Linked DNA regions of Mus musculus: regions 2, 3 and 4 are each linked to region 1. Evidence: chromatin loops called from intact Hi-C (ENCODE). Cell type or tissue: gastrocnemius. All regions are shown on one strand.

Region 1 (2,500 bases):
ATTGTGTTATTTACTGGTAGGAAAAAAAAAAAAAAACCAAACCATTGTGATGTGGCTCAGCCTTAGCACACACCTTTAATCCAAGGTTTCCGCCTGAATATTGTAAACAGGGTTAAGTAAAGTGAGCCACAGGTCAAGAGGCAACCAGCTGACAGGAAGTGAACATAAGAAAAAGTCATAGAGACTAAGAGGGAGTCAGAAGGACAGACAGACACAGGAAGTAGAAGGGAGGGACATTCGGTTAGAAGGGTTTTTGAGAGACATAAGAGAAGGGAATTCCTTATGGGTCACTGGCTGAGGAGGAAGGTCAGCTGAGTGCTTTCTCTACCTCTCTGAGCTCGCTGGCTTCACCCCAGCATCTGGCTCCCAGGTCTTCATTGATAAAATCAAACAATTGAGATTTTGTTAAAAAAAAAAAAAAAAAAAGAGATGAGTTCAGCTCCTGGTATCCATGAGATGGATCTCAACCTCCTGTAACTCCAGTTTCAGGTGATCTGATGCCCTCCTCTGTCGTCTGCAGACACCAGGCATGCAAGCAGTGCACAGACATACACTCACATATATATTAAAAATGAATAAATAAAGGTGATATTGGAAAGCGCAGAAACCCACATCTCTCGAACAGCCAAATTCAAAGCTAAAAAGGCATAGCCTGCGCTGGGAATGGTGGAGAATACCTGTACTTCCAGCATCAGAAGGCAAGACAATGGTGAGTTCAAGGCCAGCTTGGACTACACTGTGAATGTGAAGCTAACATGAGCGTTGACAACCTATCTTTAACAACAAACGAGAAAATTTAAAACCTCACCACCCCACCTCTGTATTTTATACTTCTCAAGACGTTCAGCTCCCAAGGAAGTGCCAGTATCCACGAGGAATGCCCGAGGAGAAACAATCTGGACCACTGTACTTACGCCAACATCGAATTCTGGCTAATTAGGAGCACCACACTTGGACAGGTCACATCTCATTGAACTGACAAGGAGGAGGCCAAGATGAGAACACTGGAGAGATTTCTGCTCATCTCACGTCTAATAGCAGCTGTGGACATTACCAACAAAACTGGAATCAAGTACATTAAGTCCAGCTGGCGACTTCTAAATATAAATTGTTTTGCTATTTTAAAAAGTGGTCTATTGCCGGCAGTGGTGGCTCACGCCTTTAATCCCAGCACTCGGGAGGCAGAGGCAGGCAGATTTCTGAGTTTGAGGTCAGCCTGGTCTACAAAGTGAGTTCCAGGACAGCCAGGGCTATACAGAGAAACCCTGTCTCGAAAAACAAAAACAAAAACAAAAAAAGAATATCAATACTCCTTAACTGAAAACAAAATGGCAGTCACCTGTCAGTTTGAGAAACTTGCAAATCTTTTCAACAGGATTGACTTACCCTGGAATTTATACGGTACTCTATTGCCACCTGGTGGCCATATTGTCTAAGAACTACAAACGAATGTTTAAAACAGGAAGTGGCTCACACTTAAAATTCTGCCTGTTGGAGAGGTGAGGCTGGCAGCCTGCCATGAGTTCAAAGCCAGACTGGGCTAATAGTTAATATTAGGCAACCCGAGCTAAGGATCAAATTTGTGCTCAATGAAGTGGTGCACACCTTTAATCGCAGCACTTGGGGGTTAGGGAGGGAATGATGAATCTCTGTGAGTTCGAAGCCAGCCTGCTCTACACAGTGAGTTCCAGGACAGCCAAGGCTATGCCGAGACCTTGTCTTAAAATAAGCAAGCAAACAAACAACAACAACAACAAAACCAACCCAACTGGGGGTTGGGGTGGGTTGGTAAATGCCTTTAGTCTCAGAACTAGGGAGGCAGAGACAAGTAGATCTCTGAGTTCAAAGCCAGTTTTAGTCTATACAGTGAGTTCCAGGATAGCCAGGGCTGCATAGTAAAACCTTGCTTGGATGGATAAAGAAATAAATATAACAACAATAAACAAACAAAACAGAATATTGCTGTGTCTCACAATGAGTTAACTAAAAACAGAAAAACTGAAAAGTTGCCTTCTTTGCTCGTCTTTGGAGATGTTTCCTTTCCCCCATAGAAAGCTGCTATGCAGTAAGGTTTATCAAAATCTTGCACTACGATCGATGGTTCCCTTCCCGAGCTGCACTTGAAAGTCAGCTGGGAGCTCTGGAAAACCAAGAACCTGGAGCCTCCAAGCCAGGGGGTTAAATTAGGATCGTTAGGGCAGGGAGGAGATGGAGGGGAGAATACAGAGTGTTTAGGAGTGGACGGTGTCTGAAGCTGGAACCCGGGGCCTGAGGGAATCCTGCCTGGAGTCTTCAGATGCAGCCTGGCAATACCTTGATTTCACGCTTCTAGTGTCCAATCTGTGCGACAATAATCTCTGTCATCTTAAGTCATCAGTCCAAAGTCAATGGGCAGTCATGGGAAATTTACATAACGGGAACTTTTATTTTATATATTATCTCTGTGTGTGTGTGTGTGTGTGTGTGTGTGTGTGTGTGTGTACATACATGAGTGCAGGCA
Region 2 (2,500 bases), 180 kb before region 1:
TCAGGGAGATGATGGAAATAATGGCAGGCAATCTCTGTGAGTGTGAGGCCTGCCTAGTCTGCATTGTGAGTTCCAGAGTTATACAGTGAGACTCACAAAATAAATAAAATAGCAACAAACAACAAAACCAACTACTGGATGTTCTGGAGGGAAACCACAGGAAGGGCAAACTCAGGATGGACTCGAACCCTGGACCTGAGATCTCTTAGCTACGCCTGTGAGTGAGTCCTCAACTTTCTGAGCCTCAGTTTCCTTTAAAACAGAGAGAATGAGGTGGTCATGTGGTTCATACTTTAATCCAAGCACTTAGAGAACCGAAACAGGGGGATTGTTGTGAGTCCGGGGGCCAGCTTAGGGTACGTAGTAGGTTCCAGACCAACCTAGTCTACAGAAATAGACCCTGACTCAACAAAATTGAAAACAAACCAACAACAATTTTTTTAATATTTTAGAGTCTGGGTGTCTTGTAACATTAGTTGACTTTGAACTTGGCTTGTAACTGATGGTTTCTCAATTCTTTTTTTTAAGATTTATTTGTTTGTTTATTTGTTTGTTTGTTTGTTTGTTTATTATATGTGTGTACATTGTAGCTGTCTTCAGACACTCCAGAAGAGGGCACCAGATTTTTGTTATGGATGGTTGTGAGCCACCATGTGGTTGCTGGGATTTGAACTCAGGACCTCTGGAAGAGCAGTCGGCACTCTCAACCACTGAGCCTTCTCACCAGCCCAACAACAAATTTCAAAACACACACACACACACACACAGATAAGCACAGTAGCCTGTTCCTGTCACCCAAGTGTTGACGCTGACCAGCGATGTAATGCCGGCACTCAGGAGGCTGTGGCAAGAGGATCCTAGGTTCGAGGGCAGCCTAGGCTACATATCGACAACCCTGTCCTGCAGAGGAATGGACATAGATACCAAGGATGTTTGATTATTCAGTGGGCTGAGCTGACTGGCTACAGGCTTCAGGGGGAGTTCTGCCAGGCAGAATGAGGGCTTTCTTGGGTTTGTGATAAATGCTGAACTCTCCTCTCACCTAGATACAACCACAGTACAAATCCTCCACCTGGCTTTTGCCTAAACCGTTCTTTAAAGACAATTCCTCAAAGGAAAGTTATTCCAAAAGTGGCCAGAAGATGTCGCTGCAGACAGCACGGTGCGCACTGTGCGCCTCTTGGCGGCTGAATTTCATCTTGCCAGCCAAGGAAAAGTCCCAACCTCTGCTTCTCTGTAAGCCGTGCCTCTGCTTCCTGCGCACACCCCCATGCTGTGCCCCCATGTTTCTGTTCCTCTCGAGATGTCCTGGAAACCTGGGGGTGGGCCCGAGTCCTTCAAGATCATGGAGCTGGGATTCTTCAGGTCTTTCCTGCATCAAATTCACGAAGATTTTTCATCAAGACTCATGCCCACACTGACACCCCACCCAGCTTCCTCGTGACCCTTTGAAGTCACTTCAGTTATTGTATTCTGTTTCTCCCAGTCCGACAATTTGGCTCCGTTTTCAAAAATTATCTTTAGATAACTTAGTGATATACCTCAATTCAGCTCACTTTCTAAAAATATCAATGTTCTTAACAAAAGTATTCCCTGAACTTTAGCATGGGAACAGCCCTGGCCTATAGGAAATAATGAACATCTCTGAGCCAAGTTGAGTGACTTATCTTGAGGGAATATGACAGTCATGGGACTGGACTCCCAACAGCTGAGGCCTAGCAACAAAGAAAAAAAAAAAAAACATTCCAGGCTAATGTATGCCTTCCTTGCTCAAATCTTCCAGCCATGACTTCCTAGTCTCCTAGTCTGTTTCCGACTTGCTTTCCGTGTGTAAAAACTAGCTGAGCATTGCTTTCAGGCTCTGACTTTACAGGTCCCCGACCCCCAGTAGCCTCAGAGTCCTCACCCAAGTGATGGGAACTCAGACAACGGTCTCAGACAACAGAGGGGCCTGGAGCTCCTCACTGGAAGGTGCTGAGGCCAAACCTCTCTTCCTCTGTAACCTAAAGCAATCTCCCAGTGACCTGCACTCTGAATCTCTGTATCCAAAACATTTCTCAAATTTAGACCATGAGGGAGAGGGGCTGACACCGTCCAGGTAGTTTGGGGAAGTAGGCTGGGTTTATTATGTTCCTGGTGCTGAGAAGGATCAACGGCCCCTTTCCTAATGATGCTGCCCATAGGCAGGGACCTTGGTCTACATAAGACTTGGCAGCAGCCAGATTTTATGTACAGTCTGCCTTACTTCTAAGCTGCTGCCGCAGCCTCTTCCCTGTCCCTCCCCTCCCCCTCCCCCTCCCCTCTTCCTCCTCCTCCCCTGATTAAACTCAGAATAAATTTGCACCTGAGAGCAGGAGAGGCACCTGCGCGTGCTGAAGCCATGTGCTGTCAAACCTCCAACTGCATTCCTGACCCAAGTTCTCCTCCCAGAACACAACAGAGATGAACAATCCTACGCACCTGAACCTGTTGCCTGGTTACTGTCAACAAGCAGAGAGGA
Region 3 (2,500 bases), 80 kb before region 1:
GAGTAATGGTACTAAGAAAGAGACAACCCAGTGGGTGTTGTAAGACCTCTCATTCCTCATCCTCAAGCAATAGCAACAATAGACACAGCACCTTCTTCATCTTGATTGTGGACTTCACTTCGTCAATATGGCCCGGTATTTTCACTGTGTGCCAGCAAGGAAGGGAACTTGCCAGCCTTAATTAGGCCTGGACCCAGGGTATCGGGACCTACTTGATCAGAGACTTGGAGGCCAAAAAGGCATCACATATCTTGGGCAACTTGTCCTGTTTCTTGCTCATGCTAAGCTTCTGCAGTACCTCACTGTCCTCGTGAGAGATGACCACAGCCTTGGCCCCATCCTGATGCCCACAGAGAACCTGGGGCAGGGGGTGGACTTAGGCTGATGATGCCTGAGAAGCATTGGTTCTGACATGCTTCAGGCTCATCTGCAGCTCTGCTGTTCCAGAAACCTGTGGCGCTCCTGCTGGCTCCTGTGCAGACCTTCCCACACTGTCTGGTTCTCCACAGTCTTTGATGTTCCGGGCTGCTCACACCCAGAAAGCCAGAACAAAACCTTTACTTCTTGCCATCCCTCCATTCTTACTCTAAGTGCCAAGAAGACAGAATTCCACAACATTGCTCACAGATACAGCTTAACGGGGACAATACCTAGCATATATAAAACAATAAATATAGCTGGGCGTGGTGGCGCATGCCTTTAATCCCAGCACTCGGGAGGCAGAGGCAGGTGGATTTCTGAGTTCGAGGCCAGCCTGGTCTTCAAAGTGAGTTCCAGGACAGCCAGGACTACACAGAGAAACCCTGTCTCGAAAAACCTAAATAAATAAATAAATAAATAAATAAATAAATAAATACTTGCTGAATGAGCATGTTAATCCTTTGGAGCACATAAATTAAGACTAAATCCGCCTTTTGTGACTGGCGGTGAACGAGCACGCAGTGCCATGAAGGCTTCGGGCACACTTCGGGAGTACAAGGTGGTGGGGCGCTGCTTGCCAACCCCAAAATGCCATACACCACCACTGTACCGTATGCGAATCTTTGCGCCCAACCATGTGGTGGCCAAGTCCCGCTTCTTGTACTTTGTGTCACAGCTGAAGAAGATGAAGAAGTCATCAGGGGAGATTGTGTACTGCGGACAGGTGTTTGAGAAGTCACCCCTGCGCGTGAAGAACTTTGGCATCTGGCTGCGCTATGACTCCCGCAGTGGCACACACAACATGTACCGGGAGTACCGGGACCTGACCACTGCTGGTGCAGTCACACAGTGCTACCGAGACATGGGTGCCCGACACCGTGCCCGTGCCCACTCCATCCAGATCATGAAGGTGGAAGAGATTGCAGCTGGCAAGTAGCGCCCGCCAGCTGTCAAGCAGTTCCACTACTCCAAGATCAAATTCCCACTGCCTCACCGCGTGTTGCTGCGCCAGCACAAGCCACGCTTCACCACCAAGAGGCCCAACACCTTCTTCTAGACACAGAGACCCACTGAATAAAAACTTGAGACTGTCAAAAAAAAAAAAAAAAAAAGAAAGAAAGAAAGAAAGAAAGAAAGAAAGAAAAGAATAAATCCCTTGGATCTAGTGCTCAGTGGCTAAGAGCACTTGCTCAGGCTGGAGAGATGGCTCCGCGGTTAAGAGCACTGACTGCTCTTCCGAAGGTCCTGAGTTCACATCCCAGAAACCACATGGTGGCTCACAACCATCTGTAATGTGATCTGATGCCCTCTTCTGGTGTGTCTGAAGACAGCTACAGTGTGTTCACATATAATAAATAAATAAATATTTAAAAAAAAAAAAAGAGCACTTGCTCTTCCAGAGGACCTGGTAGTTCCATACACAGCACACATGTCAGGCAACTCGCAACCACCTGTAACTACAGCTCCAGGGTATAGGGTCTCCGAGGGCACCCCCACGCACATGGTATATTCATGTAAATATACACATTTTTAAAAAAAGAGTATTCTATTTAAAGTTGAATTTAAACTCCACTTACAATAGTTCCCAGATATCTGATCTAATACAAGCTGGATTCTCTAAAGATTAAATAAGAGAAATACTAAGCAAAGCCCCAGCATCTAACGAGCCCTTAGCAGAGGAGGACTGTGCGTCATGGTGCTTCCCATGTTGGTATTTCATGCTGCTGATTATCCCCATGACATGACTCCCCTGGCTTTTATTCTTTCTCTACTGTTCAGATTCAGTCCTCTTGGTCTACCTGGAACAATAGTTTCTTGTTGATCAGTCAGTTCCCAGTATCAATTTTTTTTAGAGCAACATCTCAGTTACTTCTCTGCCTGGTTCCCTTTGGGCCCTCACCATCTGCTGAAGAAAGACTAACATGTAGGTGGGGATCAGGGCTGTTAACAAGCTGGTCTCTTCTGCTTCAGCCTCCATTGCCCGGTTACTCTTCAAGCTCCCCTTTACTGTGAGGACCACCTGTGCCCATGTCTGTTTATTGAAGCCCTACTCTACCAGTTTGCCTCTGTACTTTTCATG
Region 4 (2,500 bases), 190 kb before region 1:
GTATTAGAACTCAGACACTGGCATAGGGATGGGGTAGGGTAGGGGTGGGGTATAGGTGGAATAGGGGTGGAGTAGAGGTGAGGGTAGGGATGGGTAGAAGTGATGGTAAGAATAGGAGTAGGGCTGGGGTAGGGGCGGGGTCTCCGGTAGGGGCGGGGTAGGGTGTTTTCTGCCTAGTACATGCTGGAATCCTTGCATTAAAGTGCTCATTTTAGCTGTGTTATAAACTTCGTTAAACATTTCTCGTGGCCTTTACTTGTCTTATTCAGCCCGTTGAAATGGTTTCATTATATTCTCACTGGGTTCATTGTTGTTCAGGGTAGCTTAAGAACACACCACACAGGCCAAACACAGTGGTATGCACCTGTAATCACCTGTAATCCTTCTAAGAAGCTTGGGGAGATGGGACATTCTAGAGCTACATAGTGAGTTCCAGACCACATAGTAAGATCCTGGTTTTGTTGTTGTTTTAATTTTTGTTTTTGTTTTTTTGTTTTGTTTTGTTTTTCTTTTAAGAAAATTGGTCTGGAGAGATGACTCAGTGGTTAAGAGCACTGGTTGGTCTTGCAGAGGATAGGGGATTGAGTCCCAGAACCCACACGGTAGCTCACAACTGTCTTAACTCCAGTCCCAAGGATTCAGACACTCTCTTCTGACCTCCACGGGCACCACACACACACACACACACACACACACACACACACACACAGTACACAGACATAAGCTCAGGTACACACACACTCACATACTCACTCACACACACACACACGTAGAATAAATGTTTTTGAAAAGTAAAATAAGAAAATTACAATAACAAAACCTACAGGGTTAATTCGAGCCACATCCAGTATACAGACATATTACCTCTAAATGTCTGTGTAGTTGGTAAAATCTGGTAACGTACTTCAGTCACCACACCCACACCCACGCTACGTTCCACATTCCAGGAGCATAAGCTTCACACATTCAACAGGACAGAGAAAGTTATATTCTATTTAGCCAAACTCTCTTCAGCATGAGGAAAGACTAAAGGCAGAATCTAAGAGACTTTACACTGTAAGCGCTCTCCCCAAGAGCCTGCACAGCAAAGGCAGTCCTTCGTGGCTAGCAGGGGCTTCTTCTATTTTTCTCTCCTCTCAGCACTCAACTGGAAATAAACCTCTGAAGAGATGTAACACACACACAGGTACACATGTGCACACACACATACACTTAACAATAAAAGGCTTAAAGCTGGCCATGGTGACATAATCCCAGCACTGGAGAGGCAAAGGCAGGTGGATCTCTGAGTTTCAGGACAGCCAGGACTACAAAAAGAAACCCTGCCTGTCTCAGAAAAACAAAAGGGAAGGAAGGGAGGGAGGGAGGAAGAAAGGAAGGCCCCAAGAAACTCCTATCTGTGTTAGAAAAAAAAAAAAAATGGCATTCAAGAAAGATCGTCTCAGCAGTCCCAAGAAGTGCCAGTAGGTGGCGGTAGCGCGATACCAACGCGTTCCTGGATTGATCACTTTATTGAAAGCATCCATCTTTTTTTTTTTTTTGCTATTGAAGTTACAATGTTTATTTTTAGTGTGGCTTGATGGGCTCCATCTGTATGTAATTTAACAATATTGAAATCAAATTCTGATACCTACTCACATGGATGTAAGCCCTATTAGATTTCAATTAGCATTCACTCTGATCTGATTACCAGGCCTTAGCCAATCCAATGGCTAATAGGGAGACATTTAGATAATTGCAACTGTCTGCAGTTATTACTCGTGCTATCATTTTCACAGAGTGATTTGTGTAAAGACTGGGCCATAAAATTCATTGTGTTGGTAGAGACAAGAGGTTAGGGCTGACCGGCACCAAAGTGCCATTAAGGAGTTTGTCATTGTGGGCTGACATTTAGGGGTGCTTCTCCTTAGGAGTGTAGGGTGTTGACCCATTTAGCCCTGCTCCAGATACTTCAGAGTCTCCACCCTCGGGATTGTTTCACTTGGCAAAAGACAAGAGACATCATCCAGTCTCCTTTTCTTCTCAGTTAATTTAAATTGAACACGACCACACCCAAACTCAGCTTTCACAAAGACCTCCTCTGGAGTGGAAATAGGGTCTTGTGGCTCACTAGATACTAATTTCAATCCTTAGCAGTCGTTAGGCACAGCTGCACACAAGAGGGGGATGCTGATGTGCTGATGGTCGCTTAGATACAAAAGAGGCAGGGCGGGGGGGGGGGGGAATCATCTTGACAATCTTTCCTAGTCTAAGGTTCTAGGCAACAAGAAAAAAAATATTCCTTTCCCAAAAGAGTTTCAGACCGGAGGAAGTAACCTGCAGGTGACATCTTCTTAAGGGTGGGGCAGAGATGAGACACCCACATACAGAGATGGGGTAGAGAAAGTCCCCAGGAGCCAATTCAAATCTAGAGTGAAAAAAATGTCATCAGTGAGTAGTGACACACATCTTAATCCAAGCATTCGGGAGGCAGAGGCAGGTGACTCTCTGGGAGTTCGAG

What was found. Hi-C counts contacts between places; a loop is a spot of excess contacts. Peaks named below come from ENCODE experiments on the same cell type or tissue, not always from the same donor. Only the 100,000 strongest peaks of a DNase experiment are listed, where the experiment ranks them.
Region 2: a loop joins it to region 1, with 9 times the contacts of the local background. A loop is called at or near these places in 41 of 42 quality-filtered maps.
Region 3: it touches region 1 in a loop (2.6-fold over the local background); 8 of 42 quality-filtered maps call a loop at or near these places.
Region 4: it touches region 1 in a loop (8-fold over the local background); 41 of 42 quality-filtered maps call a loop at or near these places.

What each region holds. Positions count from the first base shown.
Region 1 is chr12:55,314,375-55,316,874 of GRCm38, reverse strand. The region is part of intron 3 of Prorp (protein only RNase P catalytic subunit); the gene reads right to left. Among named protein-coding and RNA genes, the nearest start is that of Ppp2r3c, 13 kb to the right of the region's middle. In gastrocnemius, a CTCF peak has its summit at 1,431 (motif pointing left); a DNase peak (open chromatin) is centred at 1,462; H3K27ac peaks cover 440 bases.
Region 2 is chr12:55,497,911-55,500,410 of GRCm38, reverse strand. Gm36634 (a long non-coding RNA gene) reads right to left here. Exons shown (of 3, transcript XR_381610.3): 2 at 2,461-2,500; 3 at 700-1,372. Among named protein-coding and RNA genes, the nearest start is that of Gm36634, 5.9 kb to the right of the region's middle. In gastrocnemius, a CTCF peak has its summit at 1,141 (motif pointing right); a DNase peak (open chromatin) is centred at 1,172; H3K4me3 peaks cover 259 bases.
Region 3 is chr12:55,394,676-55,397,175 of GRCm38, reverse strand. It overlaps a transcript of Psma6 not described here and the pseudogene Rpl18a-ps1. Among named protein-coding and RNA genes, the nearest start is that of Psma6, 2.9 kb to the left of the region's middle. In gastrocnemius, no CTCF peak of the experiment used is centred here; DNase peaks (open chromatin) are centred at 425, 1,014 and 1,370.
Region 4 is chr12:55,505,100-55,507,599 of GRCm38, reverse strand. No RefSeq gene overlaps it. Among named protein-coding and RNA genes, the nearest start is that of Gm36634, 13 kb to the right of the region's middle. In gastrocnemius, a CTCF peak has its summit at 1,474 (motif pointing right); a DNase peak (open chromatin) is centred at 1,461.